4 separate regions of the Homo sapiens genome follow, and all the other regions are linked to region 2. Evidence: chromatin contacts called from ENCODE Hi-C data. All regions are on one chromosome and are shown on one strand. Each heading gives the region's core, a stretch centred on a gene start or an enhancer-like site at or near the end of the contact. The rest is flanking DNA. Distances are from core to core; before and after follow the strand shown. Region 1 holds the start of LAS1L (LAS1 like ribosome biogenesis factor). Region 2 holds the start of IGBP1 (immunoglobulin binding protein 1). Region 3 holds the start of CHIC1 (cysteine rich hydrophobic domain 1). Region 4 holds the start of JPX (JPX transcript, XIST activator).

Evidence for each region. Hi-C counts contacts between places; a loop is a spot of excess contacts on that map. Pooled maps may share reads with other maps.
Region 1: a loop to region 2 is called in a map of CD8-positive, alpha-beta T cell, with 13 times the contacts of the local background. The contact joins the promoter of LAS1L here to the promoter of IGBP1 in region 2. A Hi-C loop is called at or near these places in 2 of 168 maps with a recorded cell type or tissue (CD4-positive, alpha-beta T cell and CD8-positive, alpha-beta T cell) and 9 of 50 pooled maps.
Region 3: a loop to region 2 is called in a map of naive thymus-derived CD4-positive, alpha-beta T cell, with 32 times the contacts of the local background. The contact joins the promoter of CHIC1 here to the promoter of IGBP1 in region 2. A Hi-C loop is called at or near these places in 1 of 168 maps with a recorded cell type or tissue (naive thymus-derived CD4-positive, alpha-beta T cell), 1 of 37 single-sample maps with no recorded cell type and 7 of 50 pooled maps.
Region 4: a map of B cell shows a loop between it and region 2 (20-fold over the local background). The contact joins the promoter of JPX here to the promoter of IGBP1 in region 2. A Hi-C loop is called at or near these places in 3 of 168 maps with a recorded cell type or tissue (B cell, CD4-positive, alpha-beta T cell and naive thymus-derived CD4-positive, alpha-beta T cell), 1 of 37 single-sample maps with no recorded cell type and 9 of 50 pooled maps.

What each region holds. Positions count from the first base shown.
Region 1 is chrX:65,533,141-65,536,461 of GRCh38, reverse strand. It overlaps LAS1L (LAS1 like ribosome biogenesis factor), which reads left to right and starts at 1,675. Exons shown (of 14, transcript NM_031206.7): 1 at 1,675-1,982; 2 at 2,727-2,852. The coding sequence starts at 1,747. RefSeq lists an enhancer at 1,401-1,580.
Region 2 is chrX:70,131,962-70,135,018 of GRCh38, reverse strand. IGBP1 (immunoglobulin binding protein 1) reads right to left here and starts at 1,572. Exons shown (of 7, transcript NM_001551.3): 1 at 1,479-1,572; 2 at 884-1,296; 3 at 203-496. The coding sequence starts at 1,071. RefSeq lists an enhancer at 694-1,153.
Region 3 is chrX:73,561,123-73,564,486 of GRCh38, reverse strand. CHIC1 (cysteine rich hydrophobic domain 1) reads right to left here and starts at 1,290. Exons shown (of 6, transcript NM_001039840.4): 1 at 907-1,290. The coding sequence starts at 1,202. It also overlaps the pseudogene MAP2K4P1. RefSeq lists a silencer at 1,311-1,370.
Region 4 is chrX:73,942,571-73,945,632 of GRCh38, reverse strand. JPX (JPX transcript, XIST activator) reads right to left here and starts at 1,309. Exons shown (of 5, transcript NR_024582.1): 1 at 1,168-1,309; 2 at 971-1,049. RefSeq lists an enhancer at 1,185-1,284.

The DNA.
Region 1 (3,321 bases), core at 426-2,925, 4.6 Mb after region 2:
GGACAGAGTAACTGTCAGTCAAGAACCATAGGCAGGCCGGGCACGGTGGCTCATGCCTGTAATCCTAGCACTTTGGGAGGCCTGGGCTGGTGGATCACTTGAGGTCAGGAGTTCCAGACCAGCCTGGCCAACATGGTGAAACCCTGTCTCTACTAACAATACAAAAATTAGCCAAGCATAGTGGCAGGCGCCTGTAATCCCAGCTACTTGGAAGGCTGAGGCAAGAGAATCACTTGAACCCTGGAGGTAGAGGTTGCAGTGAGCCGAGAATTGTGCCACTGCACTCCAGCCTGGGCGACTGGGCCAGACGCCATGTCAAAAAAAAAAAGAAAAAGAAAAAAAGAAAAATAAAATAACTATAGGCAGACTATATCTTAGGAAAAGTTGGCTGGAGAAAGAAGCACATATAGAGGATGAATTGGGATTTGTTGCTGTGAAGCGTAAAAGTGCCACTCACAGCAATGCTGTTAAGATCGTTAGCAACAGTTCTCTCTCTCTCTCTCTCAAGTGTTACATTGGAAAATAACTTCTGCAAGAAGGATTGGGACATAGTCCTAAACATATTTCAGTCAACTCGTAAAATCGGAGGAACTTCATAATACCGCTTTTCTCCCAGAACTCCAAAATACCAAGGAATTTTGCAGAAAAACTAAGTATACCTTGGTGGATGTTGAAACCAACATAGCAGTGGAATGTTGGCAGAGTAAAATTCTACAATTTTCTGCTATGACAGAGAACCTAGAGACCAGTCTACAACTCTCACTGTACAGATGGGAAAACTGAGACTAGTCTAAGTCCACATAGTTAGTGGCAAAATTTAGAGTAAAACTCAGGTCTCTAGGCTGGTATTTATTTATTTATTTATGTATGTATTTATTTAATTTACTTTTGAGACAGAGTCTCGATCTGTCACCCAGGGTGGAGTGCACTGGTGCGATCTTGGCTTGTTGCAGCCTCCGCCTCCCGGATTCAAGCGATTCTTGTGCCTCAGCCTCCTGAGTAACTGGGATTACAGGCATGTGCAACCATGCTTAGCTAATTTTTGTATTTTTACTAGAGACCGGGTTTCACCATTTTGGCCAGGCTGGTCTGGAACTCCTGACCTCAAGTGATCCGCCCGCCTGGGCCTCCCAATGTGCTGGGATTACAGGCGTGAGCCACCACGCCTGGCCAGGCTGGTACTAATTTAAAAGGCAGGGCCCCTGGTTACCTGCCACAAAAGCAGATTTTTTCAACCCAACTGTAACTGTTTCGATATGAGATATTTCCTCTGTAGCCCTGCTTCAGTGTCCAGTGTTTTACTAGGTTAGGTCCTGATTCACGGCAATAAAAATATACTTAAAATCGCATTTTCAGTTCACTGGATGACTACAATCAAGCTGCCACCCGCCGAGGGGAGCAAAATAAAATTCCTCTTGCAGTGAAGACATACCGCTTCCGGTCTGGTACAGAAGCCGGTTAGCAACCAGGAAATTGGCGGAACCTAGAGGCTGAACTCTTGCCCCTGGAGGGTTTGCTTTGTGAAAAGAACACTTCCGGCCGGTGAGTTTTTAACCCCGCATGTCATTAGGTCGGCGCCCAATTCTGACGTTCCGATTGGCCATGCTGACGCTGGAAGGCGGGCTTGCGTATGGGGTCACGCTCTCCTATTGGCTGCTGGTGCGGTGGCGGTTCGGAGTGAGGGTAGCACGCTGAGCTGAAGGCTGTGCGGAGCGGCGCGGCACAGAGCCTGTTGTTGAGCTCAGTATGTCGTGGGAATCCGGGGCCGGGCCAGGTCTAGGTTCCCAGGGGATGGATCTCGTGTGGAGTGCGTGGTACGGAAAGTGCGTTAAAGGGAAAGGGTCGTTGCCACTCTCGGCCCACGGCATCGTGGTCGCCTGGCTCAGCAGGGCCGAGTGGGACCAGGTGACGGTTTATCTGTTCTGTGACGACCATAAGTTGCAGCGGTACGCGCTTAACCGCATCACGGTGTGGAGGAGCAGGTAAGGTGGCGGGTTCGGCCCTTTTGCCTGCGTGCTGGTGGCGCTGCACCTCTTCCTTTGTCGAGTTTCTATAAGGCCCTGTTCTCCAGTCTTCCCCTAAGTCGCCTAAAGTTGTCCCTCTCCCAAATGCCTGGGGGAACGCGGCAGCCATCTCTTGCGCTAATCCCGTTAGCGGAATGGAAAGTAAGGGGTTGTGCCTCAACAATTCTCTTGTTATATCTGTGAGGTTTACCCATTACCTCCAAAAAGTGACTTTCTCCCAACTTGGAGAGGATGCCGGAGGGACTAGTGAGGCCTGAGCCAGGGCTTAAGGAGTAGATTAGTACCCTAGGGTAGATTTCCGATTCCAATGGGGAGGAAGTCTTGCCTGCAAGACAGTGTTTGAGTGGGGCGCCTCAGTCCAGTTGGTAAGATTGAGTTGGGAGCCGACTTACAAGGGATAAGGGGCTCCTCTAGCTCAATGAGTTGATTTGGGGGTGAAAGAAAGGGGTGTGTCCACACAACTGTTGATGGACAGTCTACCAGTTAGGTGTCCTGTATACGGCCTAGTCAGCTCCTCATGCCCTGTATACTGTTGGATCCCACAGACATTACCGTGTCTCCTCCCACCTTCTTGTTTTGTGTCTGTTCATGCTCTCTTGAACCAGAATATGATGGGTGTAGCCTGCAACAACCTAGGTTCTGAGGTGGAGGGTGGACCAGTGTAAGGGCTCTTTATGATGGTGCTGGACTGTGACCCTTTAGGTCAGGCAACGAACTCCCTCTGGCAGTGGCTTCTACTGCTGACCTGATACGCTGTAAGCTCTTGGATGTAACTGGTGGCTTGGGCACTGATGAACTTAGACTGCTCTATGGCATGGCATTGGTCAGGTAAGACCTGCATGGGGTAGGGGTGGAGGTTGGCTTTGGGGACTGGAGGCAGGGGAGGCATGTGATAAGCAAAACTTGGCTTCAGGTGTTACCTGAAGCAAAACCCTGCGTGTACCTCACTGTGGATCAGCCTGTGATTATTGCTTGACTTATCAGCTTTTGGTACCCTCGTCAACGCATTCCTCTTTTTCTTCCTTTTTCCTGAAAGCCTTCTCTTCCATTTTTCTTTCTATCTTGGAATGTGGAGGAAGGGATTCAGACCAGGTGATCTCTGTGGGTCTCTTGGTGGTCTGATATTTTTTCTTACCTTTGAATTCCTCACCCAGAGGAACTTGTCTGAATGGCTCAGGGTCCTCGCCTGTGATTTAATGTGGACTTTCCAACCCTGTCCCTGTCTATTCCTAGCACTACCCTTTTCCCCTTCTCTCCCTCATGAACACTGAAAGATTGCTGAGTTATGGAAGTGGAG
Region 2 (3,057 bases), core at 323-2,822:
TCTGATAAGTAGGTATAATCATCTCAACAAAAGCAGAGGCTTCTTGGAAAAACTCAGGAAAGTTTGCTCTCCCTAGGGCCTATGCTCAATAAGAACCAAGAAAGTGACACATACCATTCTGGCCCCCCACCACCCGCCAAGAAAGCATGCCCCTGAAAAGCACCGCCATTGGGCAGGCCTCATATTATAGCTATTGACCCACCTCTGTATTTTAGCCTGTCTTTGAGATGCCATAGCAACGAGACTAGGATAAGCCATGGAGGAATTGGCAGTGTGATTTTCAGCAGAGTTGTTCATGGTTTTGGGCAGCTCAAACTCTGCCACATGATAGCAATGGCACTGAGTTAAGTAGTTTATAAAGTGTTCTCGAGCCCGCTGCAAATGATCTAGACGCTTGCTGGGGTTGACTTGTTTCATGGTGAGGGCTCCTTGAAACGCTGGCACCAAAAGGTACTTCAGGTCGGTGGAAGCAATCTCTTCCAAATCTTCATTTCGGCTGGAAGAGCAAAAAGGAGGCAGTGAAGCCTGACTAGGCATTCAAATTGTGGCCCTTGCTTTCTGGGGGACGGAGTGGGAGGCTGGGCTGGGAGTGGACCAGAGGGAGGAGGCACGGGGAACAGCGGCCAGTTTCACTCAATGAAAGTGGCTGAGGGCTCACACCCAATGCCTATGCAATCAGCAGACGCTAGGAAGCAGAGTCGTAAGATATCAACCATCTGGGAAGAGAGGTGGGGAATGTAAACAATGTACACAAGATCGCAGTGGTAAGTAGGAACGAAACGTTCTCACCACTAAAGGTCCCCTCCACTCAGGCGCAATGGCTCCACCCTTGGTAACCATTATTACCTTCGTTCTCAGCCATTATTACTATCTTCCCCCATACCTGAACAAGTCGAGCTGCGATAACATTTCGGCAGCCTTCTCAAGGAGGTCCAAGCCCTTGAACACCTTCTCCTGGACTATCCGGGAACCGGCGGGTTCAGTCGCCACTTCTACTTCGTCCAGTAACTGTCTACCAGTTTCGAACAGCTCGGGGAGCCGCGGCAGCTGTAACTCGTCCTCAGCAGCCATCTTGGGGAGAGAGGAACCCGGAAGATCTCTTTTCCGGGGTCAAAGGCAACCTTGATAAAGAAGAATTAGGCGAGCGCGGACAAAACCGGAAGAAGCACCTCATTGGTCCAGTAGCTTCACTGTTAACAAAGCATCAAAGGACTTCCGGGAGCCGCTGTTAGCCGGCCCTGGCAACCGTTTCCATAGACTCATTTTACCAGGCAGCCCGTTACAAGTCGTAGGCATCTGTTAAAAGCAAACAAACAAGCAAAACCCTAGGCGCTGTTTTACCATGAGCTCCTCGTCGCCGACACGGGGCTGAGAAGTTCTGTGGGCTCTGAAGCCCGGGTGAGGCGAGGCTGAATTCGGAGCGCGAGGAGTGCGGACGAGCGAGTGCGTTTTAGGAGCCAGTCTGGCGCGCCCCTTACCTCGCGAGTAGCTCCCTAGGTTGAGGAGTCCAGGGACTCTAGCCGCCGCACCACTCCCACGGTTTGAAGATCCGGTCGCTTGAGCGCGAAGTGCAAGTAGCGCCCCCCTGCGGTTTCCGTCCACCCACCAGATGGAGCTCCGGGTTCCTCCCAGCCAATCCTCTCCCGTCCTCTTCCCCCTTCACCCCACACACGCCTACGACCCGTAGGCCGGCGTCCGGTGGAGCCCCCCTCAGCAAGATTGGCAACCTGCAACTCCGGTCACCGCACAGCCGGCTTCCCTTCGTGCACTTAGTTCCTACATCAAATGTTATTTCTGTGCAACCTTCCTTGTCTCTCTACCGCCTTCCACCCTGTGCCCTTCAGCCGCCAAGTCTGGGTTTCTCCTATGCATCTCTATCATGGCACCTACCACGCTGTATAATTGCTAGTGACTTACAAATCTCTCTTATCAGAATGAATTTGACTCATCTTTGCACCACTCTGGCTAGCCTGAGTACTCAGTATCAGTCATTATCTGAATAAAAAAAAAAAGTGATCAGTTTGGAAAGCAGCCAACTTATGCAGAACAGCATTGTTCAGTAGGTAGTTACTAGCTACATGTGGTTACTAAGCACTTGAAAGTGGCTATTTTGAATCGAGATGTGCTGCAAGTGTAAAAAACACCCCAGATTTCAAAGACATTTAAAAAAAAAAGAATGAAAAATGTAAATACTTTTTACATGGACTACATGTTGAAATGATAGTCTTTTGGATATGTTGGATTAAATATATTATTAGAATTAATTGTACTTCTTTCTTTTCACTTTGTAAATGTGCCTGCCAGATAATTTAAAACTATATTTGTAGCTCCCATTATATTTCTACTGGACAGAACTGATGGAAAACATAATTTCAGGACTTCAAAGAAGGGACGTCATTGTTTTGAACAAAGCAATATAAATACATACTGATTACCTTAGGACGCAGCCTGAATTGTCCTAGGAGATTTAAGTAGCAGGCACACTGTCTACCCCTGAAAATAAACTTTTAAACTAGTATTTTAAACTACATATCGTTGAGAAGAAAAAAAGCTTCATTAAAAAACAACTAGAGGGCAATATAGGACAGTATAAAATAGGTGATATGTTGTATTGCACAGGCTGTTGGAAAAGCAAGAAAGGGCAAGTCATCCCATGCTAGGAGTAGTTCAGAAGGCTTCTTAGACATGACATGCGGTCACATAGAAGAATGTCAAAGTTTAAAGGGAACCCCCAAAATCGGAGGAAAAACTTGAGACCAGAAAGGTTAAGGGACTTGTCCAGCCAGTTTGTGACAAAGTCAGTGACTTCTGCGTTCAATTGTTTCTACTCCATTAACCTTCAGTTGGGTAGGATTTAGAAAGATGAAGACCTTTAATGTGGGACAGATTGAAGCCCCAAACTAGAACAGTGCTTCCTAAGAGGGAGAGGAGGCTGTGGCACACATGTAGGTTGAAAAAGCTTCCCAGGTGATTCTAATAAACCTTCCCTTGCAACCCCTGCTTTATAAACTAAGAAGGAAGTGAGGCTTTGGCGAATTACCTATTTGGTTTATCTGG
Region 3 (3,364 bases), core at 41-2,540, 3.4 Mb before region 2:
CTCCCCATTTTATTTTCTGAAATATTCAATTTTTCCTCAAGATTTCAATTTTTTAAAAAACCACCCTGGATAAATTTTAAAGAAATTATGCTCAGCTCCCAAAGTATTAATTTCCATATATATTTAATGCCTGTATATTTCATACTTGGGCATACAAAATCCCTTGGAGGTAAATTATCTCAGAACTGAAAAGCTTTAGAAACCATCTACTCCAAACCCTTCATTTTAGAGATGAAGAAATCAAGGCGCAGAAATGAGAAAAAGCAACCTGACCAAGGTCACAGGGCCAGTAAGAAGCAAAACCGGGACCAGCGTCTAAGAGCCCTGACTCAATCCATTTCTTTTTCTACTTTCCATAGCTGCCTCTCATCCTGAACCTCTAATCGAGTGATATATAAGGAAGGATTCGATAGGAAGAATGGATGGATGAATACGTGGGTGAATGAACATTCTATTATTATTCACAAAATATATCATGTTTCTGTTTTGAAGAATGCAAGCCTAGTTCTTGTCACATGTCACAGCAATTGCTGTTTCCCACAAAGTATCAATCTTGTCAGCAAAAAACCCTCTGGTACATCCTGCAGTTTAGAGACTGTTCACTTGCCAGCATACATACAAGAAAGGAGACTCACCCCTACTCCAATCGCTCTGGCTCCCAAACCCCTAACTTCCCTCTCCTATACTCACTCTTTACCTGGCATTGGTGCATCATATTTACATTCTCCTCACTTCCTTCACACGTATCCACCCATGGTTTCCCCATTTAGACCAGGTGTCCTTTCCTAAGTGTACGCCTCAGTCAATCAGTCAACCCTCCCCCACTCCACAGGCCCCTCGATCACTTCTCATTCCTCTGTTGCCAAATCTCAGGCATTTCAAGTCCCAAGACCCCCTCTCGCTTACACAGTGATGTGGCCGGCACCCCGCACTAATACAGGGTCGGGAGCATATCTCCGCAGATGCTCCTCGCTCACTACCCGAGGCGGGGGCGGCGCTTCCTCCTCCTCTTCCTCCTCCTCCTCTTCTTCCTCCTCCTCCTCTTCCTCCTCTTCCTCCTCATCCTCCTCGTCATCGTCGGGCCCAGATACCGACGACGACGACGACGGCGACGACGACGACGTTGCCGCTTCTTCTTCCTCCTCCTCCTCCAGTTCCGAGATGGTGTCGAACTCCGCCATGTTGGGCAGCAGGATGCTCATCACGTGACCTCGCGATCGCCGCCACGCTCCCGGAGAAGAGTTTGAACCTGCCGAGGTGCTGCAAGAGGAGGGGGAACGAAATGAAGAGAAAGAGGAGGGGTGTAGGGACAGGATTTGAGGAGACGCGCCTGCGTGTTGGGCAGACGGGGGGGTGGGGGGGCGGCTGCTGGAGGCGGGGGCACTAGAGAGGAGCAAAGTCAGTGTACGCTTGCGCAGCTCCAAGGGGAGGGGGCCGCTAGAGGTGAACTCCAAGGAGTTATCCAGGTCCGGTCTGCGGGTGCTCGCCTTAATACTGCTCTCTGAGCGTCAGCTACTTGTATTCGGGGTATCTTCTGATTTTATTGCTTATTAATTAATGCTGGGCATTATTAACCCAACTGCAGGCGGGTGAGAGAAAGCATATTGTATAAAAGTAAGGTTAGAACTTTGTCCAAAATATCTCAAGGTATATACCAATCCCTTACGTTTGTTCAGCATTACAGTTTAAAAGCCTTGCGTCATAACTTTGCCACAATCTTGGGAGGCAGGGTAAGCACTTTTATTAGCATTTTACTTAAGAGGAAACTTTTTACTACTTCTCCTATGTAATACTTAACGGAGGACTTATTAACTCAGGGACTGTGCTAAGTGCTCTGTATGTATATCTCATTTAATCCTCTGCAACCCTATGAGGTATGTATCATGATGATTTTATATTACAGATGGGAAATCTAGGTGCAGAGAAAATAAGTAATTTGTCCAGTGTCAGGGAGCTACTAAATGGGAGACCTGGTTTTAAATTTGGTGGTCTCTTCTGATTCCAGAAGCCCAGTACTCTTAACCAAAGGGCTGTACTGCCTGAAGTTGTTTGGAAAGATTTTGTAGAATGGTGCCTCTTGGGCTCTTCCTTAAAAGATGAATCAGAATATGCATGTTTGAATTTTGGAGTGTTTTTTGGGGGAGGGGGCGGATGGAGGGGGTGAAAGGAGCATTCCAACCTAAGGAAACCTTAATTAACATCATCCATTTTCCAGACACTGAGCTAGACCCTCACATACAATATTTCAGTTAACCCTTAATCCTGAGAGGTAAGTATCATTATATCTATTTTATTACATGACAAAAGTGGGTCTCAGAAGTTTAAGTAATTTATTCAAGTCTATGGTGACCTTTTGTTCAAAATTTTCCATTTTAAATGGTCTATCCTATCTTCTTTACACTCACTAAAATGTTGTGGGGATCACATATTTTGCGTATCTAAATAGTGTGCCAAACTGTTTCATACTTGGCAGCAGCACAAAAATCCATATCATTAAGACAGTAAAGTCACACAGCTGCTAAGTAACAGAACAAACACTGTAATCCAGGCATTCTAATACCAGCTTCACTGCTCTTTCTGCTACTCTACGGCTGCATCCCAATCAGATGGTGTGTCTCTGGGGAAACAGACATAGTCAAACTTTAATTTAGGATGAGCACGACATTATCAGTATAAACAAAGCATTTAATGTGTGTGAAGTAGGAAGAAATTAGTTCTGTAAGAGAAATGAATCAAACCATTATCATCAAGGAGTATGTGTTATTAAAATGAAAAGCCCATTTTTATTCAAAAGTTGGTTTATTTAGGGAACTTTAAAAATAAGTCGGAGATCGAGACCATCCTGGCTAACAAGGTGAAACCCCGTCTCTACTAAAAATACAAAAAAAATTAGCCGGGCGCGGTGGCGGGCGCCTGTAGTCCCAGCTACTCGGGAGGCTGAGGCAGGAGAATGGCGTGAACCCGGGAAGCGGAGCTTGCAGTGAGCCGAGATTGCGCCACTGCAGTCCGCAGTCCCGCCTGGGCGACAGAGCGAGACTCCGTCTCAAAAAAAAAAAAAAAAAAGTCATAACATTATCAATAAGCAACAAATTATAACTTTTTGTAGTTTAGATAACTGTATCTACTAGCCAGGAATTATAGAAGATAGAACCTTAAAATATTTTGTATAGCCTTCTGGCAAGACATATATATCTTTGCTTTTTTGGGGTGTTAATAAATGTGTCAGAGTTAAGATCAAAATTAATACTTTGCAACAGTTCTTCTCTTTCAAGAGGCAAAAAAAAAAAACTGTAAATGACATTTAAAATTTTTCCAAATATCTTATCCACGAAGGTCCACTAAGTCTGTGTCTAGAGGGAAAAGT
Region 4 (3,062 bases), core at 60-2,559, 3.8 Mb before region 2:
GTATATGTCTTAAGTATTTCATAATATATTTAACGTCTCCTCCAAAAGATAAAGAAGTTAATCTTGCATTCCTTCATCACCCCATCAAAAAAAAAAAAGGACTCATACTAGACTATTCTGCAACTTACTTTTCTCACATAACCATCCATCATAAGATTCTCTAGGTCAAAAGTCAAAATATTTCATAATATTTATGTACCAAAATTTACTCAAACATTCTCCTATTGATGGATACACAGGTTGTTTCCAGTTGTCACAAGAACAAAATAGTACAAAAGTATCCTTGTTCATGCGTCATTATATACTGGTACTTTTATTTCTGTAGGATAGATTCTTAAAAGTCAGACTTTTGAATTCCAGTTTTTGTTCAAGTGATATCTGTATTTTTTATTTCCCTAAATATTGCCAGATTCTTTTCTAAAAGGTTGCAGCAATTCATACTCCGCGGTAATGCATGAAATTTACTTTAATCACATAAGCATTTAACAACATATTAGATGTCACTCTTAACTGTCTTCCCCATATATATAGTAAACATGCTATGCTTAACATAAACTTAATTTCGCCAACAGATTTGAAAACAGGAAATCTAGCTCTTTTCTTAGTGAGTAATCAACCTGGCAATGTAAGTCCCCCAAAGATTACACACACACACACACACCTCTGAGATGCTTCAAGAACAAATGTTAAGTTTTTGCCCAAAACTCCACATTTGGGGTATAGTGGGCACAGAAAAAAATTGTTTAATCTAGTGCATAATGAATACGTTACAAACAAATTAATTAAAACTAATAAGTCTGGACATGAAAGGCAGAACAAAAAAAAAATAAAGTTAGGCCCAAGAGGTTAGGCTGTTCCTAGGAAAGCTCTGAGGAGATGGAATCCATTTTGGCGCGACATGGTGTCAATAAAAACCCATTTAAATAAGGAAAAAGGAAAGAACGACCCATATATCCCTCCTAGGAGCTACCTTCTGCAACTTCCAAGCTTCGTCAGTAGAAGTTAGGCGATCAGCGAGAAAGAAATTATTCTCCGATATTTTGAAGAGACTGGAGAGAGAAAAATGGAATACAGGCCGGTTACTCCCCCGACTCAGGCCACGCGATCCCAAAGTGTGTAGCCTCGCTAACGGCCACTTCTCTAGCCAACGTGAGGCTCATCACTCACCACAATACTATTAACTGGCGAGTTTCTGGACTTTTGTTAGTGGACTCATACTTCGGACGCCTTGCAACCCCCGTAAGGACGCAGTGATTGCACTCCGTGCAAACGCCGCCATCTTAAGTCTTCCACTAGCCCTAGGGCATAGGCGGATGAAAGCCGGGGGTGGGCGTCACAGCCAAACAGGCCCGGCGCCCAGCCGTCGTGCACTACCTAAATGCCTCCGCCGGCAACATGCACCAGCCGTTGCCGTGCCCCAGCCGTTGCCGTGCCGCAGCCGTTGCCGTGCCGCAGCCGTTGCCGTGGACCCTCCCCCAGTTTCCTGACCTGTTGCACTTCCTCTCACAGCCTTTATCTCTTTTGAAATTCCCTTTTCCTTTTTCTTTCTCTTCATTTCTTTTTTCCTTTCCCAACCCAAATTTCTTTTAGCTTTGCCTCGACTCCTTTCTTTCTTCCCTATTTCCAGATCTCTCACTCTCATTAACTTTACCTCACAAGTATGATAGACAAAGCTGCCATTCACTTCTGTTATCTCACTAAGTCATTGCAACATCAGGTAAGCTGAGGACTGATTTTTTCCTGTTTTATAGATGACGAAATTAAGGCCCAAAGAGGTGACCCAATTTTCCAAAAGTGCTAGAATGAGCTAGAACCTACTTCTTTTCACTTTACTAAGCCCCGTGTTCCGATAGATGAGGGTGTATGTACTTCAACCAACTAATGGGAAAACAGAAACCAGAGGGTTTTGGCCTAGTCATACAGTGAGTCCGTCAATGGCAAAACTGGATTCAGAACAAGGTGCTTCCTTTAATTCTGTAAACAAAAGAGTCTTCATAAAAGAGTTGGTAGCCAGGTGTGGTGGCGCTTGCCTGTAATCTCAGTGTAATCCCAGCTACTTGGGAGGCTGAGGTGGGAGAATCGCTTGAACCCGGGAGGCGGAGGTTGCAGTGAGCTGAGATCGTGCTGCTGCATTCCAGCCTGGGCGACCGTGCCAGACTCCGTCTCAAAAAAAAAAAAAAAAAAAAAGAGTTGAGATGCTGCTCTTGAGCCTAAAAGTCCTTCCATCTTCCCTCTTCTTTTATTTATTTTTGTTTTATTTTTTTGAGACGGAGTCTTGCTCTGTCGCCCAGGCTGGAGTGCAGTGGCGCGATCTTGGCTCGGTGCTACCTCCGCCTCCTGGGTTCAAGCGATTCTCCAGCCTCAGCCTCCTAAGTAGCTGGGATTACAGGCATCTGCCACCATGTCCAGCTAATTTTTACTAGAGACGGGGGTCTCACCATCATGGCCAGGCTGGTCTTGCACTCCTGACCTCAAGTGATCCACCCGCCTCAGCCTCCCAAAGTGCTGGTATTATAGGCGTGAGCCACCGCACCCAGCCTCCCTCTTCTTTTAGATTCAGCTCTTTTAGATTCAGTCCTGACACTTCTAAGAGGCCTCTATATTTATCAAAACCTTTATCTCTGTTGTTCCCGCTCCATGAGGGAAAATACACTAGCTGGATACCAGCCCCAAAAGTATGAAAAAACCGAGGCCAAAACTTGTTTGTGAAGCATTATGTGTGAGTGGTGCAGGTTTCTGGGGGAAGGCTTGTGCTTCACCGGTAAGGAAAAGACACTTTAGAGGTCCTAATCCCTTTCCAAAGCTATAGTTTCTCTCTATGCACTAATGTTGTCTCTGGTTTTCTACGAGACCCCCACATAGAACACCTCTTATTCTATTCATTTGCATCATTACTTTTCTGTCTTTATTTTGATATCGTCACCCTCAAAAGGAAGGTAATGATACACAGTTGTATAAAACATCTGGGCATTGACATATGGACATTTTGGAGTAAAACACCAAAAACACCACATAAAACCAGTTACGTGTTCAAAGGTCAGTAATAGAGGTGGAGAGGTCTC